Regions from separate parts of the Homo sapiens genome. Here region 2 is linked to region 1. The links are chromatin loops, found by intact Hi-C in ENCODE. Cell type or tissue: mammary epithelial cell. All regions are shown on one strand. Links, peaks and the distances in the headings refer to the core of each region. The heading gives the core; the rest is flanking DNA.

The links. Hi-C counts contacts between places; a loop is a spot of excess contacts. Peaks named below come from ENCODE experiments on the same cell type or tissue, not always from the same donor. Only the 100,000 strongest peaks of a DNase experiment are listed, where the experiment ranks them.
Region 2: a loop joins it to region 1, with 8 times the contacts of the local background. A loop is called at or near these places in 14 of 110 quality-filtered maps.

What each region holds. Positions count from the first base shown.
Region 1 is chr7:91,633,861-91,638,264 of GRCh38, forward strand. It overlaps LOC124901697 (a long non-coding RNA gene), which reads right to left and starts at 1,504. Exons shown (of 2, transcript XR_007060430.1): 1 at 1-1,504. In mammary epithelial cell, for the core only: a CTCF peak has its summit at 2,467; no DNase peak of the experiment used is centred there.
Region 2 is chr7:91,782,447-91,786,850 of GRCh38, forward strand. No RefSeq gene overlaps it. Among named protein-coding and RNA genes, the nearest start is that of MTERF1, 96 kb to the right of the region's middle. In mammary epithelial cell, for the core only: CTCF peaks have their summits at 2,211 and 2,410; a DNase peak (open chromatin) is centred at 2,185.

The DNA of each region.
Region 1 (4,404 bases), core at 149-4,148:
GGTGGTCAAAGAGGAAAGAGCAGGATTTTCAAGTGCAGAATCCTCCCCAGTAAGACAGGGCTGAGAAGGAAGGTCCTTTTAAAGAGAGAATACCAAGCACTCAGAGAGCTCCAGGCTCCTAAGGAGGAGGAAAGAGGAAAACTAAGGATGTGGGAGAAAGGCTTAAGCTCTAAGTATCAACCCACAGGGCAAGAACAGGGAGAACTCAGGGGAGAGGAGACCCAGTTCTCAAGATAAGCAGGTTTGGTGGAAAGTGCCTTTAATTGATTGACAAATCACTTAACCTCTAAGTATGTTGTCATCTGATACTGGTGCCTACCTGCCTATCTCACCTCATAGCTATTAGTGCAATGTAAGATCATGTCTTATGAGCAACTTACTGGAAAGCGTATTAAAACATAAAGCAAAAACAAAAACAAATATATATAAACCCCCATCGTAATGTGAATTACCATAATGATAACTTCTATTAAGCAGTTAGTAGTTATTGAACACTGACCACTTGCATTGTATACAGTAAACACAATTAAATCCCTTCACTTAAGTTTCTCTGAGTTCAGTGGAGAAGACAGGTGAGTAAATAAATAACCAAAACACAGGATGCCAAATACATACTTAGCATAAAGTACCACAGGGGTAAGGAAGAAGAGAGACCTCCTCTGTCTGGGGAAATGAAGAAAGGCTTCTCCGAGGCAGAGATGGTTGAGCTGAGTCCTGCTTGCTGAGTTTGCCAGAGGAGGCAATGGCAAGTCAGGAAGAGTAGCAGAGGCAGAGGCAGCCAGCATGTGCTGCCAGTCTATGCTGCTCGGCACTGCTTGGCCCAAAGAATAAAAAGCAAGGGAATGCCAAATCTCATCCCTAACTCCCCTGGCCTGATTCCATGCTCACCAAGCCACCTTCTGATGATAATTTGGCTTCCCACTTACATTTGCCTGCAGGGAAAGCACATGCTGGACAAGAAACTGGAGTACCCAGTCCACTCAATGATTACATTTCTCATTGTAAATTAATAAATCAGCATTCTGGCTGATGCCATTTTTAAAGTTCAGACATGAAACTATCACTTATAAGGCAGATGCAAAGGAAATTAGGTGAAAATTCACCAGGAAATCAGCCTTCAGGCTGCCAAGGAGTACAATGACAGAACAGCTGTGCAAACACCACAGGTAACATCCGGAAATGGGCTCCTGACAAAGTCATATTACACAGCATGGCTCTCCCCACATGAAGTGCTCCCTCTCACATTTTTCTCCATTGTTAAATTCCCCTCAAATAGCCCAGCAAAAAGTCAGCATCAAATGTCAGTCATCCCAGACTCCTGGAAACCCAGGTCTGGAGAGAAGGAAATATCTATTTTACTGAATCCTTTACCCTTCCTGTTATGGACTGAATTGTGTCCCCCCAAATTTGTGTGTGGAAGCCCTAATCTCCACTACCTCAGAATGTGACTGTATTTGGAGACAGTGTCTTTAAAAATGTAATTAATATATCAAAGAGAGATCTGCACTTCCATGTTTATTGCAGCACTATTCGCAATAGCCAAGGTTGGAAGCAACCTAAGTGTCCATCAACAGATGAGTGGATAAAGAAAATGTGGTACGTATATACAAAGGAATACTATTCATCCATAAAAACATGAGATCCTGTCATTAGCAACAACGTGGATGGAACTGGAGATCATTATGTTAAGTGAAATAAGCCAGGCACAGAAAGACAAACTTCACATGTTCTCACTTATTTATTGGAGCAAAAATCAAAACAATTGAACTCATGGGGATAGAGAGTAGAAGGATGGTTACCACAGGCTGGGAAGGGTAGTCGGGGAGGAAAGTGGAGACGGTTAATGGGCACAAAAAAATGGTTAATAGTTAAAATAAATGAGGTCTAGTATTTGATAGCACAACAGAGTGACTACAGTCAACAATAATTTATGGTACATTTAAAAATAACTAAAAGAGTATAATTGTGTCATTTGCAACACAAAGAAAGGATGGATGCTTGAGGTGATGGATACGCCATTTTCCCTGATGTGATTATTACACATTGCATGAGATACCAAAATATCTCACATACCCCCAAAATATGTACACCTACTATGTACCCACAATTAAAATTAAAAAAAATTAAAGCCTGTAAGGTAAACATAGTACTCAATAAATATTTGTCGAATAATAAATATTGAACCTAAAAAAACAACAAAAACAAAGAGAACAACATAATTAAGATTACAAGAGGTCATTAGTGTGGGCCTTAGTTGAACATAACTGGTGTCCCCGTGAGAACAGATGGATTAGGACACAGACACACACAGAGGAAAGAAATGTGAGGGCACATTGAAAAGATGGCCATCTACCAGCCAAAGAGAGAGGCCTCAGACGAAATCAACCTTGCCGACACCTTGATCTCAGACTTCTAGCCTCCAGGTCTGTGAGGAAATAAATTGCTGTTGTTTAAGCGCCCCCAGTCTGTGGTACTTTGTTATGGCAGCCCTAGCAAATAAATACACTTCCATTGAGATTCTTTCCTCCAACCATTCCAAACAGAAGATGTCTACCTGGGACCTTTAACAACATGGAAAACTGTCTACCACTGTCATCAAGAATGCATTTTAGTCTATCATGCTTATCTCCACTCCAGTTACTCAGGTGGGTGGCTTTGGAGCCCTATATGTGATAAACGTTGTCTAATCTTGCTAAAGTAACCACAGCCATGGTGTCTGAGGCATAAGCGCTTGAAAGTATAATGCTTTTACAACCTGCACAAAGTCTTTGACACAGACAAGATGAAGGACTCATATAATGAAAGCACAAAAACTTATGATTATCCTAATGTTGTCTTGATATTTTACAAAATTTCTGTAAAAATCAATACCCTGTTGGATAGGTGAGCCAAGGAGAGTCAGACCACTGTCCAGCTAATTCCTGAAGATATAAACCATGGAACAATAACAATTCATTTGAAAAACTCCTAAACCTCTCTTATTTAACAACTTATTTCTGAATGGGTGGAGTCTCTCTGTTACAGACTTACAGTTTCAAGATTTGCTTGCACACATGGGTGAGTTTTTTTTGCAAGCTGTCTCAATGAAAACCGGTTTGAGAAACTGGAAGCCTTTCAGTTTGCAACCGGAACTGGAGTCAAATAAGTTTTACCACTGCTTCACTTGCTTTTTGTTTGTTTGTTTTGTTTTGACCATTTATTATTTTGTGAGAAGCAACACTAACTGAAATATACCACATTTGAGGAGTAAAATTTCTTCTTTTTTTTTTTTTTTTTTTGAGATGGAGTCTCGCTGTTTCGCCCAGGCAGGAGTGCAGTGGCGCTATCTCGGCTCACTGCAAGCTCCGCCTCCTGGGTTCACGCCATTCTCCTGCCTCAGCCTCCCAAGTAGCTGGGACTACAGGTACCCGCCACCGCGCCCAGCTAATTTTTTGTATTTTTAGTAGAGACGGGGTTTCACCGTGTTAGCCAGGATGGTCTCGATCCGTAATGTTCTTAATTCCCAACACTCAAAGTCTGTTGCAATTCAGTCTCCCATTAAAAATGTTCCTGTTCCATCAACAGTTATAAGTCATGTGGATAATATGGACCGTTGAAATGACATGATGGAAATGGCGCTTTACCTATATGGTCTTCCTCAGAAAAACAAGTAACTCCAGTCTAATAATGAGAAAAGTGTGAGACAAATCCTGTGTCACAACGTGAGGGAAATTTGACTAAATGCCTGACCAATAATTCTCAAAGTTGTGAAGGTCATCAAAAACAAGGAGGGTTTGGAAAACTGTCACAGACCGGAGGATACTAAGGAGATAATGGAATTTGAATCAAATCCTGGAATGGAAAAAGAACATTAGATAAAAATGAAGGAAATCTGAATAACATATGAACTTTAGTTCATAATAATTTATCAATACTGATTTACTAATTGTAACAAATATACATGGTCTATTAATTGTAACAAATAGTCATTATGATGTTACCAATAAGGGAAACTGGGTGTGGGGTGTACGGGAAGTCTATGTACTATCTTCACTATTTTTCTGTAAATCTAAAACTGTTCTAAAATAAAAGGTTTATTTTTAAAGCATACCCTGTTTAACTCTTCCCAATGGCCATGGTTGTCTGTAAGCGGCTCTAATACATAGCCAGACAGTCTTCTCCAAGATTCTAATATGTGGCTCCCCTCCTCTTCTGATCCCTCTCCCAGTGCAACTTCTGCACGTATTTCATGTAAGCACTTTATTTTTCAGTAATAAGAGCTTCTTTTAACTCTCAACAGTCATTTGAAGGTTGCTGCTCCCTCCTCTTTAAAACATACTTTAGTGGAGGCTTCATATCATCATCTCATCCACTGCACAGCACATGACTCTTGTCTTGATGTTTTCTCCACTGGGATGTCTACAA
Region 2 (4,404 bases), core at 323-4,322, 150 kb after region 1:
AAGTTATAATACTTAACAGAGAAACAATAACAAGAGTCAAGGATGTCCTTACAATCCATTTCTAGTAGGTTGAGCCATATGAAATTGTCATTTTTGAAGGCCAAAAGAGGTTGAATACCAGGTATTTCATATGTTTCCATCTAATAATAAATACTGTACTATAATTCAAATTAGATCTAGAATCCATTCACTTCTCCCCATTTCCACCACCACCATCTTCCACCTGGAAAATTTCAATAGCTTCCTAACTGGTCCCCCTGCTTCCACTCTCCTCTGCAATTTATTCTCTCTTCTGCAACCAGAGTATTCCTTTTTTAACCTTTTATTTAAGCTTAACAGACATTAAAAGTGCACAAATCATGAGTGTACAACTTGATGAATTTTCACAGACTCAGCACATCCACGTGACCAGTGCCCAGAACAAAGAATAGAATATTCACAAAAATGGACTCATGCACTGTGTCCTTTTTTGCATTTGGCTTTTTTCACTCAACATTATATTTAAGTTGACACATTATTTCATGTTATTAGGTACCATAGAGCAACAAATTAGTCATTTTCCTTGCTGTATAACATCTTGTTGTAGGAATAGATCACACTTTATCTATCCATTCCACTGTTGATGAACCAGAGTAAGCTTTTTAAAATGTAAATAAGATCAGGTAATTTCCCAACTTCAAACTCTTCACTTGCTTCACTTTGCAGTGGCGCTAGCCCACCTGTCCTATTTACCCTGCCACACCTGCAGCCCCTTCTCCTCACCCCCATGCTCCATCCACACTGCCCTCCTTTCTATTCTCTCTCTCTGTTTTCCATTCCTGAGATGTTCTCCCTAGCCACTATCAGTCTGTCTTCTACCCACCTAATTCGAAACCAAATGTATAGGGCTGGCTCTGCCTCATCCTTCAACCTCAACAGGGATCATCTTCTTAGGGATGGCTTCCTTAACCTTCTTCCTTGGAATACTCCCTTATTCTATTTCACACCAATCTGCTTGTTTCACCTTGACTTTTCACTTTATTTCACCTTGACTTTCCTCTGAGAAGAAAACATTAAGGATAAAATGCCTACATTATCAATAGCAGAGAGAAATATAATTCAGTTCTTTTTAAAGCAGAGCTCCACCCAAGGGGAAAAAAGATTTACTATCTAAGGTATAGCCAAGCCTCAATTCATGAAATCAATTCAGTTTAATAGAAACATCAGTCTAGCTGGTTTTCCGACATAGCGTTAAGGGTTTTTTTAATGATTGACAATTTTTCATTTTTCAATATGTTACTTTGGCATCATAGCCAGTCAGAATGAGAATTAAGTGCTCCAAGAGGTTCAGGATCAGAGAAATGTTGAGACCAAAGTCCTATTATTCCATTTCCAAATTCCAAACTAGATTTCTAAGATGCTCTGCAATATGCCTTGTGGGTTGTTTCCTGCAGGCAAAGTGGCAGTGACTTCTCACAAAACTATAGAGCTCCAATAACAAAATCCTTTCAGCTGAAAAAAAGGCTGATTTTATAAGGAAAGTGTTTACAATGTTTTCTACAACATACAAATGTTTGTACAAAGAAAAATGAAGCAAAGTTTTAACTCATCTTTTCAAAACTAAACCAGAGTTTAAAATCAAGCTACTAGAAGTAAACTGGTGCATTTATGCAATTTGTGAGTCCTAGACATTTCTAGTTAAGCAAAGAAAAGTGGTGTGTAAAAAAACAGTAATGTATTTTTAAAGGGTAGTAGGGAAATTAAATGTGTTCAGTTGAGTTTAACTTCTTCAAGAAATAAGCTTCTTATGCTGGTAAGAAATGGGTCATAGCAATAAAAGTATGCTGTAAATTCAACTTGACAAATGGGAAAATGAATTCCTGAGGGTAAGGCCTATTAAAAGAATATATTAATTTAATCATGCAGTGAATATTTCTGAGTAGCTTGTATATATGCAAGAAACTGCCTTACATATTTTAATGAGGAAAAACATAGTATTAGTTAATATAGCAATAATTTTTTCTATTACTAACTTCTCAGCTATAATATAGAAAGATCAAATATAAGGAAAAAAAGTTAAGCCTCTATATAGAGATGCAAGTTTCTAATACTTGCTTATAAACTTCAAAATTCAATAATGTGTCACACCCACAACTTAAAGACATGTGCAGAGCATTAGTCATTTCAGTGAACAGAAAAGCGACCTGCTTCTTCTGCATAAAATGTGATATGATGCCACCTTATGGTTGAAAATTAAACCTTATGTTTTAGGATGATAAACAATTATTTTCAGATGTACTTTCTTAGATGCCTGAAGGAAAAGATGCTGAGTACCACTAAACCTGTAAAATTTACAAATCGAAGTGCACAGAATCAACTTACCTCTGTGAAGAAAACATAAAACAGTTATGATGCAAGTGTGCAATGTCTGGCACGTAGGAAGAGTGCCTATTTGGGTTGCATTTAGGTGGCTGCTCATCTGTCTGCTCATTCTAGTTATTTTTATAACAAATCTCCGTTAGATTTTTCTAGCTCAAATCACTGTTCTTTACTTCCAAGTTTATAAAAACAAAAAAAGTATAAAGTGAAACTAAGCAAAAGTTTTTCAAATTCACCACATAATTTACTATTAGGATGAATCATATAAAAGTTCCATTTTTGTGAATCAAAAATTGTCCAGTATGGGAAATTCCATAAGATTCCTTCTAGAGTTATCTTAAGCATAAATGTGAATTTAATAATCTCAGATAATAAATAACCATGGTATTAGTCCATCATCAAGTGTCAGTCCCTCTTCACTAAACTACTGGTGAAACTCTTACACAGAAGAAACCTGGCTTTGTCCTTTCTCAAGTACCCTTCATCAATGGCACTCCTCTATGACACACCAATCCTCTGCTTGGGCTCCACTGTGCCTTCATATCTTCCACTGATCCACCATTCAATACTGTTCCAACTTTAAAGTGGGGCACTGTTATCAGCCAAATTTTTATAATCTTGGTTAATTCTATTTTTATTTACTATTGAACAAATCCAGAAACTTTGGGAAATACAGATCTTCTTTAATGCATATCCTATAAAATGCTGCTTCCAAAATTATTTGTCATCTCAGTATTGCTATAAAGCCTCAATTGTTCCTGAGAGGATAAACTAACTTCCAGCCTGAGAGAAACCTAAAAAGTTCTCTCTTATTCTAAAGTTTTTTCTTTTGTCACAATATTATTCTTCCTTCTCCCTTCTCCAGTAATGATAACTGCAGTTAAAACTCTCAAGTGACTTTTTAACCAAAATGTTTAGTGCTCAACTGTTGAACCCTTATTATATATGTAGGTTATTCTATCTTAGCAGTAAACTTGAGGGGAATGTTATAGGAACATTATAGAAACAAATTAACTTGTAAACATGAATATAAAATTATTGCAAAACTCAGGAAATCAAATGTAAAATGTTAATATCAGAAGAAACTGGGTGACGGGCATATGGGAACTCTGTAGTATCTTGGCAACTTTTCCATATATATAAAATTATTTCAAAGCAAAAGCTTGATTAAAAAAAAAAAGTTCAGGGAATCAGAACCAGAGTCACAGGTATTAATTTGTCTTCTCTCCAACAGCTTTGCCAGATTGAGGTTTCTTTTCCTCTTTTGCACATTTATTTATGTATTCTATACACTCGGGCCCCCTTACATCAGTAAGGAATTGGAGCTGTCATCTTACTCCATAGGAGAAAGGCCAGCCTGGTGGCTCCTTGTTTGAAGTTCCCTGCTCAAATGCCAATGTAGATAGGGGCATGATTGCTCTGTGAGCTTAGCCAGGTCACTTCCCTCTCTGCACTTTGTTTTCATCTTATGCCTAAAGGGACAGATAATACTTACCTCCCACCTCTACTTGAAAAGGAAGGAAGGCTAAAAAGTTAATCTGAACATATTTTTATAAAGGAAAAACATTTTTAAGTTCCAGTTTTGTACATAATACAGAATATTAATATCTACTGTTTTTGTCAGCCTTAGATAGTAAGCTTCTTGAAGCAGATCCTGCTCTTTGATTCACAATAGATACTCTTGAGTCGCTTCACAAATAATGATGCCAATTCTTAACTCTTAAGTTTTCATCCTGAAATTTCAGATTAATTTAGAGTAGCTTTTGCAGCCACCCATGAGTACATTGGTGTTAATGATGCACCCATTTTCCTTTCCTCAATGTTTGCTTTACTTCTAATAGAGCACAAGAGCCTAAAAATCTACCTTTAGAACATTATTTACATCCTGAGAAAGGACTTGTGCCCAGAATCACATGATAACACATAGACCTTGACTCAAGGGCCAACTTGTACTCTCCCATTTGGCTGCCATTTCACTCCTGACGCTGTCTCTGTTTAACCTTTTGGCCCCTCAAGAGAAGTAGCAGAAGCCACTGAATGAGGAAT